Regions from separate parts of the Mus musculus genome. Here region 2 is linked to region 1. Evidence: chromatin loops called from intact Hi-C (ENCODE). Cell type or tissue: left cerebral cortex. All regions are shown on one strand.

The links. Peaks named below come from ENCODE experiments on the same cell type or tissue, not always from the same donor. Only the 100,000 strongest peaks of a DNase experiment are listed, where the experiment ranks them.
Region 2: a loop joins it to region 1, with 4 times the contacts of the local background. A loop is called at or near these places in 7 of 42 quality-filtered maps.

The regions. Positions count from the first base shown.
Region 1 is chr8:10,052,200-10,054,699 of GRCm38, reverse strand. No RefSeq gene overlaps it. Among named protein-coding and RNA genes, the nearest start is that of Tnfsf13b, 47 kb to the right of the region's middle. In left cerebral cortex, a CTCF peak has its summit at 1,070 (motif pointing left); DNase peaks (open chromatin) are centred at 822 and 993; H3K27ac peaks cover 553 bases.
Region 2 is chr8:10,153,103-10,155,602 of GRCm38, reverse strand. Myo16 (myosin XVI) reads right to left here and starts at 1,692. Exons shown (of 35, transcript NM_001319151.1): 1 at 1,357-1,692. In left cerebral cortex, a CTCF peak has its summit at 1,114; DNase peaks (open chromatin) are centred at 1,137, 1,540 and 1,881; H3K4me3 peaks cover 1,565 bases; H3K27ac peaks cover 1,222 bases.

The DNA.
Region 1 (2,500 bases):
CTATATTTACTGCTGGGGCCCTTGTTGTCTTAGTCACATCAAAAGTAGACAAAGATGGAGAGTTGGCTCGAAGGTAAGAGCCCTTGCTGCTCTGGTAGAGAGTTTGGGTCCTGGTACCACCAGGTCAGGCAGCTCACAACTATTTGTGACTGCAGGGGATCTAACTCTCCTGGGTACTCCTGAGCACTGATCCATATATATGTGCAGAGAGAGAGAGAGAGAGAGAGAGAGAGAGAGAGAGAGAGAGAGGAGAGGGAGAGAGACAGAGAGACAGACACAGAGAGAGACAGAGACAGAGAGAGGGGGGAGAGAGAGGAGAAAGAGAGAGAAAGGAGAGAGAGAAGAGAGAGAGAAAGGAGAGAGGGAGAAAGGAGAGAGAGAAGAGAGAGAGAAGAGAGAGAGGAGAGAGAGAGAGAGAGACAGAGAGAGAGACAGAGAGAGACAGAGAGAGGAGAAAGAGAGAGAAAGGAGAGAGAGAAGAGAGAGAGAAAGGAGAGAGGGAGAAAGGAGAGAGAGAAGAGAGAGGAGAGAGAGAAGGGAGAGAGAGAATACAGAAGCAAAAGCAAGGTCCTGTCAGTTCTCATCCAGAACGTCAGGTCCTAAGTGCCTTCCAAAAGTCTTCCTTTGTCTTACCCCTTCTTGGCAATAGGCACACTGTATCAAAATGCATCTCTGCTTTGCAGTGTTAAAGAAGATCAGGTCTCTTGTCTCTGAGATACAGCACTGAGCTCTTCCTATGCTGAGCTTGCTCACCCACACTCTCCAGATGTCTTCTGCTCTGCCCTCACTCACCATTGCAGCGTGGCTGTCATCTGCTGCAGCCCCTGAGAAGGGATGAACACAAGAGAGTGAAGAAAGTGTGGGGCCAGGGTATGGGCTTTCCCTAACTAAGCAGGACAGGTGATGTGGAGGAAAGAAGTCCCTGTAATTAAATTCAACTCCTCTTTCAAAGAGGCTGCTTATAATTAGCAGAAGCATTCCAGATTTGTGGTTCCTCTCTATCTCTAAGAAAGGCTTTCTATTCTTAGATGCTCCGAGCAGAAGCAACTGCTGTGCTGCCCCCACCTAGTGGCAACTACTATAAAGCCTTTTATGCTCAACATTAAGACGCTGGATGGGACTGAAACCCAATTTTCTCATGGTCTTAATCTTTCCCTGTAATAAATTAAGCCGCTTGAAAATTATATAAAATTTTTAATGATGAGAATATGATCTTGTGAAGCTTTGAATTTGTGGCTGACAAAGAAAGTGTTTCTTGTAATATTAAAATTACACGAGACATCATTTTCAAAGGGCATTATTGTTCTCAGTGAGCTTAAATAAATAAGTACTCTTTCACAGAGCCTTGCCTCTCTTCTAAGAAGAGGGTGTTTTCACACAAGTTCCTGATTAAGGTCAGAAATCTGGGTGTTTGCTCTGAGCAGCTCTCTCTCTCTCTCTCTCTCTCTCTCTCTCTCTCTCTCTCTCCCTCCCTCTCTCTTTCTCTCTCCCTCCCTCCCTCCCTCCCTCCCTCCCTCCCTCCCTCCCTCCCCCTTGTTTAGGAACTAAACCCAAACTCATGCATGACAGTCAATGACTCTACCACTGAGCCTTCTTAAGCAAGCAGCAGAACAGAACCGAGGGAATACCCTGACAGCTGACAGTAGGGAACCTGTTCTTTATTCTGGTTTTTTTTTTTTCTCACAAACATCATAAAAATGACTGATCCCTGAAGACAATCTCTCTAATGGAAGAGGATCTTTAAGGCTGCTTCAATTAATTGCTAGTAGTTACAGGAGGCTTCGTATTAAGAAATAGCATCTGATTAGGCTGAAAGCAATTTAGCCAAAGTAATTTGGCTCACTACAACTGGGGTGAATATGAGACATTCCACTTAAAAGCCTAATTGAAAATGAATATTTAGCAAATGATTTCTCAATCATAGTGCTTCTTAAATAAATTGCTAAAATATCTGAGTCTACTAAGTCTTTGGGGGCCATAACTCTACTCACTCTTTGTTAAGTTATCATTTCTTCTGGCTTTTTGTTGTTGTTTGTAACAGCAAATACATTGACAGATGCAGGTCCTCGAACTTTGGTAATTGTGACACTCTGGATAGTCTTATGGGTATTATTTGGAGGGGAGATAATTTCATCTACTTCAATATATTACAAAGATTTAAATAAAAAATTATAAAAATACATTTAAGAAATTGTCAAAGATACAGGAATAGTGAAAGATAAGACATTACAAACCCTACCAGTAGACTGAAAGGAGTTTGTCGTTTCAGGAGAAAGTGAGTGTTATTTTACTTGATTGTCCTGGGGGGAAGTATACACTTGGTTAAGCAATATTGGCACGGTCACCTGTGCCCATTCGGCGATGGATGGAGAGGTCTGGAGATGGAGCTGCAGAGATCAATTGGCTGGATCAGGCGAATGAGAGGCTTCTAGAGGGACTGACATGGGAACAACCCTTCTCTGAGTGGGATAGTTTGTTCAAACATTAACAAGGAAGTGGT
Region 2 (2,500 bases), 100 kb before region 1:
ATCCACCAAATATAAGTCTTGTGGGCTCACATTCGTCTCCCCCTTCACTCACCATAGAAATGTTAAAGTTAACTGTCCATCACTGGTACCTCTGTAATATTAACAACTGAACCCTTTAAATATACCAAGAGCAAACTTGAAGCAACTCTGGCTCTGTAAGGAACCTGCAGAGGTCCCTCCTGAGCCTGGCTTTCATTCCAAGATCTCATGGGTGACTTTGATGCCTACCCTGATTCTAAACTAAATGTTTCAGGACAGGCATGACAGGGTGACAAGAGCATCACAGACCCTGGCAGTAATGTGGGACAACTGTCATCCTGGCAGGACACCAGAGACTTCCCATGACTCTCAAAGAAAGTCCTACTTAAAGCGTCTCAGAAACACATGACACGTGCATGCATGTGTGCGTGCATGCATGCGTGCGTGCGTGCCTGTGTACACACACACACACACACACACACACACACGCGCGCGCGCGCGCGCGCTCGCACCTTGCACATACATGAGGGTAAAGACTGGTCCTTACACCGTCCTTTTTGTGGCGAGCACAGAACAGCCAGGTCTTGCTTGACCTGGCTTTTTGATGGCTTCTAAAGTGATCAATAGTCCCTTCAGGTGACAAGTGTTGAACACAAAGTCTTAACACACTGACCCCAAATCCATTCTGAGCCACAAGTGAGGAAAAGGCACAGATAGCTGGCCAGGTCTCTGAAAATCACTATTTCCTTTCAGAAGATGTTGAAGGTGTCCAAGAGACTAGTTAAAAGGAGGGCTTCTGCCTATCGAGGTGTTTAAGAAAGGAAAGGCAGCCTTTGTGGTCCTGGGACGCACAGAGCTGTAAGTCCTGACCTGCCCCTCACTTTGTCCCTGGCCTTAAGACAATGGGAGGTTGAGGCCAAGGGTCAGAGGGATATGTGCAAGAGGCGCCAGCTGGCAAGCTCTTGCCAGCATCATCTTTGTTCTCCCAAGTCTCATTTCCATCCCCAGAGAAGAGGAAGAAGTGCATCCCATCGCCCGGGAGCCTTTGCATAGGTGACAGCGCCACATCTCCCATGGCAACTAGAGGTTTCTTTCTACAAATTGCCAAATTTGCCTCCTTGTGGTTAAATCCAGAGTTCTAAGAAAGATTCTGGTCTTGGCCTCCTTTCCCACATCCCAAAGGTGGCAGGGTCCTTGCTGGAAAGGAATTAGAAACCGCTTCACCACTCCTCATGCCCCACGCCCCATGCCTGTCCAGCGCTCACTACAGCAGCTGGGACAAGCGCTGGCGACCCTGCGTGGTCCCTTCATGCTACAGGACCCGGAACCTCGGATTCTCCAAGTTCCCTACATGAGACACCCTGCCGCCGACCCTACCTGACGAAGAACGATCCCCGGTGCCCCGGGATCCAACAACGGACGGTCCCGGCGGTTCTGCTCTGCTCCTGGACGCCGGGTCACGGAGCAGACTGGCGGAGATGTGCTGCGCTGAGACGCGATGGGGACCCCGACTCCACCCGTTGGCAGCTCGCAGCCCCCGCCCCTCGGGCCGCAGCCGCGTCCCTGCCACTCGGTCCGAGCTCCGCCCCTCTCCCTACACAGTCCACAGCTGGGTTCCGTCCCTTCTGGTCCTCCTGGTTCCTTTGGGTCTCCACGCAAGAACAGGGCGGTCGCCTGGTCCTGGCGCCCTCCCGCCTCCCCGCCGCGCCCCGCGTCCCTCCCTCCTTCTCACGCGCTCTCACGCGTTCGCGGAGACCGCGCCTCCCAGGCTGGCTCTGCTACCCTCCCTCGGGGTCCTATCCCCTCCCCTTCTCCAAGGATGTGAGAAAGGGTCTAGCGCTTCAAACTTTTCCGCCCAGACTTCTGTAAGACCGCAGGGAACCGGATGGCAATGTGCACTGCACAGGGGCTCCCCTCGGACATCCCACCAGAACAAAGGCCATGCAGTCCTGGCAACTGTGGCAATTGTCCAGACAGAATGGGTGACCAATTTTAAAGCTACAGAAGCCAGTACAGTCTTCTATGTCTCTGCCATTAGATATTCTGCCTTAATAGGCTTGAAATTGGGAGTTTGGGCGCAGGACATTAGGAAAGCATGCCAGGACTGTAATGCATTCATTTGCCGTGACAAAATACAAGATGTGCCTGCCCCCTTAAAATTTGGTTTTGTGTCAGCTCTGTAAAGTTTGCTTGTCTGTATTTTACCAAAAGTGGAGAATGTTCTGTTAATTCTGGGATGGTGTGTGTGACTCTCTCTCTCTCTCTCTCTCTCTCTCTCTCTCTCTCTCTGTGTGTGTGTGTGTGTGTGTGTGTGTGCATGCACATGCACCCAGAGACCAGCACCGTATCAACGGGCACATGGATAAATGAGTGTGTAACTCAGGCTAGTTCTTGGACACATGCGGATAAACAGTACAGCACAAGCCCATATGACAACGGAGAAACTGCAGATAACTGGACTTAGTACACATTTTACACTTTGCATGTAGGTGTTATTCGAAACGGAGTTGGGTCTTTTAAA